Regions from separate parts of the Homo sapiens genome. Here region 2 is linked to region 1. A link is a contact called in ENCODE Hi-C or POLR2A ChIA-PET data. All regions are on one chromosome and are shown on one strand. The core of a region is the stretch at or near the end of the contact, and the rest is flanking DNA. Distances in the headings are between cores, read along the strand shown.

Region 1 (2,907 bases), core at 303-2,802:
GTCAGCCACCATGCCTGGTCTATGCTTAATTTTCTGAGGGACTGCCACACTCTTTTCCATAGCAGATGCATGATTGTACATTTCCACCCAGAGTGCACAAAAATTTCAGTTTCTCGGCCTGGCACAGTGGCTCACGCCTGTAATCCCAGCACTTTGGGAGGCCGAGGTGGGCAGATCATGAGGTCAGGAGATCGAGACCATCCTGGCTAACACAGTGAAACCCCGTCTCTACTAAAAATACAAAAAAATTAGCTGGGCGTGGTGGCGGGCGCCTGTAGTCCCAGCTACTCGGGAGGCTGAGGCAGGAGAATGGCATGAACCTGGGAGGCGGAGCTTGCAGGGAGCCGAGATCGTGCCACTGCACTCCAGCCTGGGTGACAAAGCGAGACTCTGTCTCAAAAAAAAAAAAAAAAAAAAAAAAAATTTCAGTTTCTCCATATCCTTGCTAAGGCTGGTTATTTTCTGGTTTTTATTTATGTTTAAAATATGTATTTATTTACTTATAGAGACAGAGTCTTGCTCTGTTGCCCAGGCTGGAGTGCAGTACAGTGGCATGATCATAGCTTACTGCAGGATTGAACTCCTGGGCTCAAGGATCTTACTATCTCAGCCTCCCCAGTAGCTGGGACTATAGGCATGTGTGACCATGCCTGGCTAATTTTTTAATTTTATGTAGAGACAGGTTCTGGCTATGTTGTCCAGGCTGGTCTCCAACTCCTGGCCTCAAATGACCCACCCGGTTTGGTCTCCCACAGTGCTGAGATTACAGATGTGAGCCACTGTGCCCAGTCTATTTTTAAATATATTCTTAAATTTTTCATTGTAACCATCTTTTTTTTTTTTTTTTTTTTTTTGAGACAGGGCCTCATTTTGTCCCGCAGGCTGGAATGCAGTGGCACAATCTTGGCTCACTACAGCCTCTACCTCCCGATTCAAGCAACCCTCCTGCCTCAGCACCCCAAAGTAGCTGGGACTACAGGTGCATGGCACCACGCCTGCCTAATTTTAAATGTCTTTTTTGTAGAGGCGGGGTTTAGCTGTGTCGCCCAGGCTGGTCTTGAACTCCTGAGCTCAAGCGATCCTCCCGCCTTGGCTTCCCAAAGTGCTGGGATTACAGGCATGAGCCACCGCGCCCAGCCAGATAGTAGCCATCTTAATGGAGTGAGATGGCTTACTTTTAAACATTATTTCTAAACTGAACCCAGACCCTGGCATATTAGAGGTGGTTACACAGTGAACGCATTTGACGAACAGTCAAGGTAATTTTGTTTTCCAGGGTTTGCTCCATGAATAAACAATCTCTGAGAGGCTAGTATCTTGTCCAAGGTCAAGAGCCTGAATTTGAATTGTCTGACTGAAAGGCAGCATGTTCTCTACTAGTCACCTCTCTACCTGGTTCCACCCTATGCAAGGCAAACAAACGCAGAAGAAAGAAACCCATTGCCGTGCAAAATCCAGTGATTCCAAACCCAACCAGCCCACCAGGGATGTTCTGGGAGTCCGAGCTGGGGACAGGAGCACAGCCAGCCCTAGCCAGCCCTCCCCCCACCACACTCAGTGCCTGGCGGGGCAGAGCGAGTCACATTTCAGCCTCACTCACAGGCCAGCTTGAAATTCGGCCCAGCCGCCACTGCCTCCTGAGAACTCCTCCGGATGCCTGCAGGCTTATGCGGGGCTGAGTCACTTCCTCACCTTAATTCTCCCCTAATACCTTCCCTTTCTCTGCTGCTTTACTCCTGGCACCACTGTCTGGGTGTGGAATGTCTGGGGAAGCTGTGCAGGTGGGTTGGCTGAGCTGTCTGCCCAGATACCACAAACATGGCTGGGGAGAGAGGATGCAGGGGTAAAAGTAAAGCCAGATTTGTCTGCTGGCTCTTAAGCGCATCCTAATCCCCTCAGTCAGTTTGATCTTCGCAAACATGAGCACAGGTCAATATCTCTAAGCTTGGGTCCTGAGGGGCTGGTGGAGGATGGAGCAGAGGATGGATGAAGAGGAACAGGAAGTGAGGGGAGAGTGATGGCTGCTTTGGCTTTTAGAAACTTCCATCCCACATTACTTTCCCTAGGGAAGCTCCCACCTCCCATCCCTGGGAGAACAGACTGCATCCTGGAAGGTCAAGTTCCAGGTCATGTTAAATATGATGGTTTCCTGGATGAGTCTAAGGACATATCATTAATATCTTCAGCCTATTTCCAGAAGTCCTGCTGTTCCTCTTACCTACATGTATGCTGTTCTTCCCTGTGTACAACTTAACTTTCCTTTTCAGGTTTCGGATGCTTTGTCTGTACATTGCTTTGTGTGTTTGCCTGCCTCAGCTTGTACTTTCGGAGATAGAAATTGGGTCAAAGTTTTAATTTTTATTTAAGTTATTCATTTATATAGTTTAAAAAGTCAAGGGATGGTGCAAGATTTATGAAAAAGAGCCCTCTCCCTTCCCCTTAGCAGAGATAATCATCTTCACCTTTTTTCTTTTTTTTTTTTTTTTGAGACAGAGTGTCGCTCCATTGCCCAGGCTGGAGTGCAGCGACGTGATCTCGGCTCACTGCGACCTCCACCTCCCGGATTCAAGAGATTCTCCTCCTGCCTCAGCCTCCCGAGTAGCTGGGACTACAGGCGTATGCCACCATACCTGGCTAATTTTTGTATTTTTAGTAGAGATGGGGTTTCTCCATGTTGGCCAGGCTGGTCTTGAACTCCTGACCTCAAGTGATCTGCCCGCCTCGGCCTCCCAAAGTGCTGGGATTACAGGTGTGAGCCAGCATTCCTGGCCATCTTCAATTTTTATAGCTCATTCTTTTGGCATTTGTCTCCATTTCCCTCAATAATATTATTTTATTACTACGTCATGATTTTTCAGTTTTAGGCACTATTTATTGTCTTCCATACTTGAACAACCCATGCACCCT
Region 2 (2,907 bases), core at 215-2,714, 51 kb after region 1:
GAACCAACCTAAGTGTCCAACAATGATAGACTGGATTAAGAAAATGTGGCACATACACACCATGGAATACTATGCAGCCATAAAAAATGATGAGTTCACGTCCTTTGTAGGGACATGGATGAAACTGGAAACCATCATTCTCAGCAAACTATCCCAAAGACAAAAAACCAAATGCCGCATGTTCTCACTCATAGGTGGAAATTGAACAATGAGAACACATGGACACAGGAAGGGGAACATCACACACCGGGGACTGTTGTGGGGTAGGGGGAGCGGGGAGGGATAGCATTAGGAGATATACCTAATGCTAAATGAGTTAATGGGTACAGCACACCAACATGGCACATGTATACATATGTAACAAACCTGCACGTTGTGCACATGTACCCTAAACTTAAAAGTATAATAATAATAAAATTAAAAAAATACAGTTAAATTATTGAGTGGAGAGTACAGGGATTGAAAAGACATCTTTTGCCTGTGGTCTTATGGAAGAACACAAGAAGACGTATTTTTCACTCCTCTGCCATTAGGGTACTTTTGTGGTAAAGTTTGAGAAGCACAAATGCTGAGAAGCCTCTAGTTTAGCCCTGTGCCCCAGAGTCTATTATCTCAGAGCTATACACTCTCTGAGGAAATGCTTTCCTTCTAAGCATCCAAGCCCCGCAGCAAGCACTGGAATAGGTCATTAGAGTTAATTAGAATGATATTAATAATGAGTTACATAAATAGTTGCAAAGAGAGAGGCAGAGGCCTTGCAATAACCCTCATTGTCACGTGTTAGTAAAGCGAGGCTTAGTGAGGTTGAATGACATATCCCACAATGTACTTCCATCCATGTTCTCCTCTAACAGCGCTTTGCTATGCGTGGCTCTGGCCTGGTCTTGATCATCATAGGATGATTCGGAACATACTACATTTTTTTTGGTTGTTCATTTCCAGGGCATCTACCTTTCTACATTTTTTCCTTTTAAATTTAACCCAAGACTAGATAAATTACAGCTCATGTGCAAAACGTGTACTCAATAGTCAAAACCCACAGAGCTCTGTCCTGCTCTGTTGCTAATGGCCTACATTTCTTCAGGTTACCTGCATGTATCCCGTTTCAGCTGTCTTTACAGCCGTGTCGACTAGACCTTCCCGGCCGGCCATTGTGTGGAAGAAAAACTCAGTTGGTGTCAAACCGGAATAAAAGCTATTAGCCACAAAGCCTTTGGCAGCTGGGAGCTAAAGAGAGGTAGAAAAAAGAAAAATCAAACAAAAAAAGTTCAAGGCCCACGATTCTGAAATCCACTCAAATCAGAAAATGCCCCACCTTGAGACTATAAATACCTGGCCAGTATATTCTCACTAAATGGCAGGCTTTCTTTGCCCTTTCCTTATGGAGAAATACTTTATACCAGGGACAAGGAGAATGAGGGCCCAGCCAGGGCTGGTGCTGGTGCCAGTGGCAGGCAAGTGGCCCAAGAGAGGGAAACCTAAGATCTGGATGCTCTCCTTAAAATAGGCAAGCAGTCAAGGACCTCAGAGGACACCCTGTGGATGGAGGCTGCCTGCCCATTCCCTGGGAAATGACACCTTCAAGATATCCTTCCTGTGGGCCAGACCTGCCCACCTACAAAACATAACCATGCATTGTCAATGTCTACAGGGTTTCATTCTGGGCACTGAAAATGTTCTAAAAGTAGGTTGTAGTGATGGCTGCACAGCTCTGTGATTAACAGTCACTGAACTGTGTGCCTTACATGGGTAAATTATATATGAAGTATAATTGTAATAATTACATATGAAGTATATATGTATTTAAAGTTTATTTATTTGTAGAGATGGGGTCTCGCTATGTTGGCCAGACGAACTCCTGGCCTCAAGCAATCCTCTTGCCTTGGCCTCCCAAAGTGCTAGAATTTCAGGCATGAGACACTGTGCCCGGCCTGAAGTGTATCTTAATAAAATGGCAAAAAATACATATATAAAACTCCACATGAAATTGGCCAACGGTCTTTGATCTGAATAGGTCTGTGTTCCTTGGAGGAAAGTGTAGATTAAGAGATCTTCACAGTTCTACCTGATCTGCTACTGCTTACCTTTGAGTGTTTTTCAAAATGAGGCAAGGACCTGTTTTCAAAGCCGTCTGGCACTCGAGAGCCACTGATGGCCTGCTGTCCCACACAGGCAATCATCTGTGATATGTTAATGAAGGAACCTGGGGACATGGACCAGAAATGTAACATTCATTTACCAAAATAACACTAATTGAAGTGCATGCAGATTGGAAGGGTAAAACAGGAATAGGCCCTTATGCTCAATGAGGTCATGGTCCTGGAACAGTAGAAGACAGAAATACAATCAAGACAACAAGGAGCTGTCAGGAACCCAAGAAAGGCGGAACGACGGCGAGAGGAGCCAGGAGCATGTGTGGGTTGGAGGAAAGGCTGGGGAAGTGACAGGTGAGTCTTCAAGGAGGCTTCAGCAAGTCCAGGTTGGACTCCTGGAGGACATTATGATTTGGACATAAAGGGAGAGGGGGAGGAATTCCAAAGTGGGTGGGAAAGTAGGAAGCAAAGACAGAGAAATGGAAAAGTGTGGGCTATGTCCTGAGGGTAGGAAGCAGGAGAGCAATGGGGTAAAAGGCAGCAAAGTTAAAGAGACTGGACTTTATCCTGTTTAAAAAAAAAGTGTACAGAAATAGAAGCACAGAGGTTTTGAATTTGAATGCATTATCATAAAACCAAATGCTTTGAGGGCCTCGGTATCTACAAAATAGAAGAATTATGCCACATCATTAAGTACATTAAAAAATCCCTGGCTTTCTTCTGCTTCAACCTGCCTGACCTGCTGGGCTCAAGTGATCCTCCCACCTCAGCCTCCTGATTAGCTGGGACGACAGGCACAAGCCACCACGCCCAG

What was found. Hi-C counts contacts between places; a loop is a spot of excess contacts on that map. ChIA-PET counts read pairs that join two places held with the same protein, here RNA polymerase II (POLR2A).
Region 2: a loop to region 1 is called in a map of endothelial cell of hepatic sinusoid, with 10 times the contacts of the local background. The contact joins two enhancer-like sites. A Hi-C loop is called at or near these places in 3 of 168 maps with a recorded cell type or tissue (Caki2, astrocyte of the cerebellum and endothelial cell of hepatic sinusoid). POLR2A ChIA-PET finds 5 or more read pairs at or near these places in 6 of 52 experiments (AG04450, BJ, OCI-LY7 and 3 more).

What each region holds. Positions count from the first base shown.
Region 1 is chr10:77,947,704-77,950,610 of GRCh38, forward strand. No RefSeq gene overlaps it. Among named protein-coding and RNA genes, the nearest start is that of DLG5-AS1, 22 kb to the left of the region's middle. RefSeq lists enhancers at 514-1,051, 1,052-1,589, 1,590-2,127 and a silencer at 1,468-1,762. Within about 2 kb of position 1,553, at least 8 of the 41 ENCODE cell types and tissues checked have a DNase peak (open chromatin) inside an H3K27ac peak, as active enhancers do.
Region 2 is chr10:77,998,892-78,001,798 of GRCh38, forward strand. POLR3A (RNA polymerase III subunit A) reads right to left here. Exons shown (of 31, transcript NM_007055.4): 18 at 2,085-2,203; 19 at 1,090-1,227. Among named protein-coding and RNA genes, the nearest start is that of POLR3A, 29 kb to the right of the region's middle. Within about 2 kb of position 1,465, at least 3 of the 41 ENCODE cell types and tissues checked have a DNase peak (open chromatin) inside an H3K27ac peak, as active enhancers do.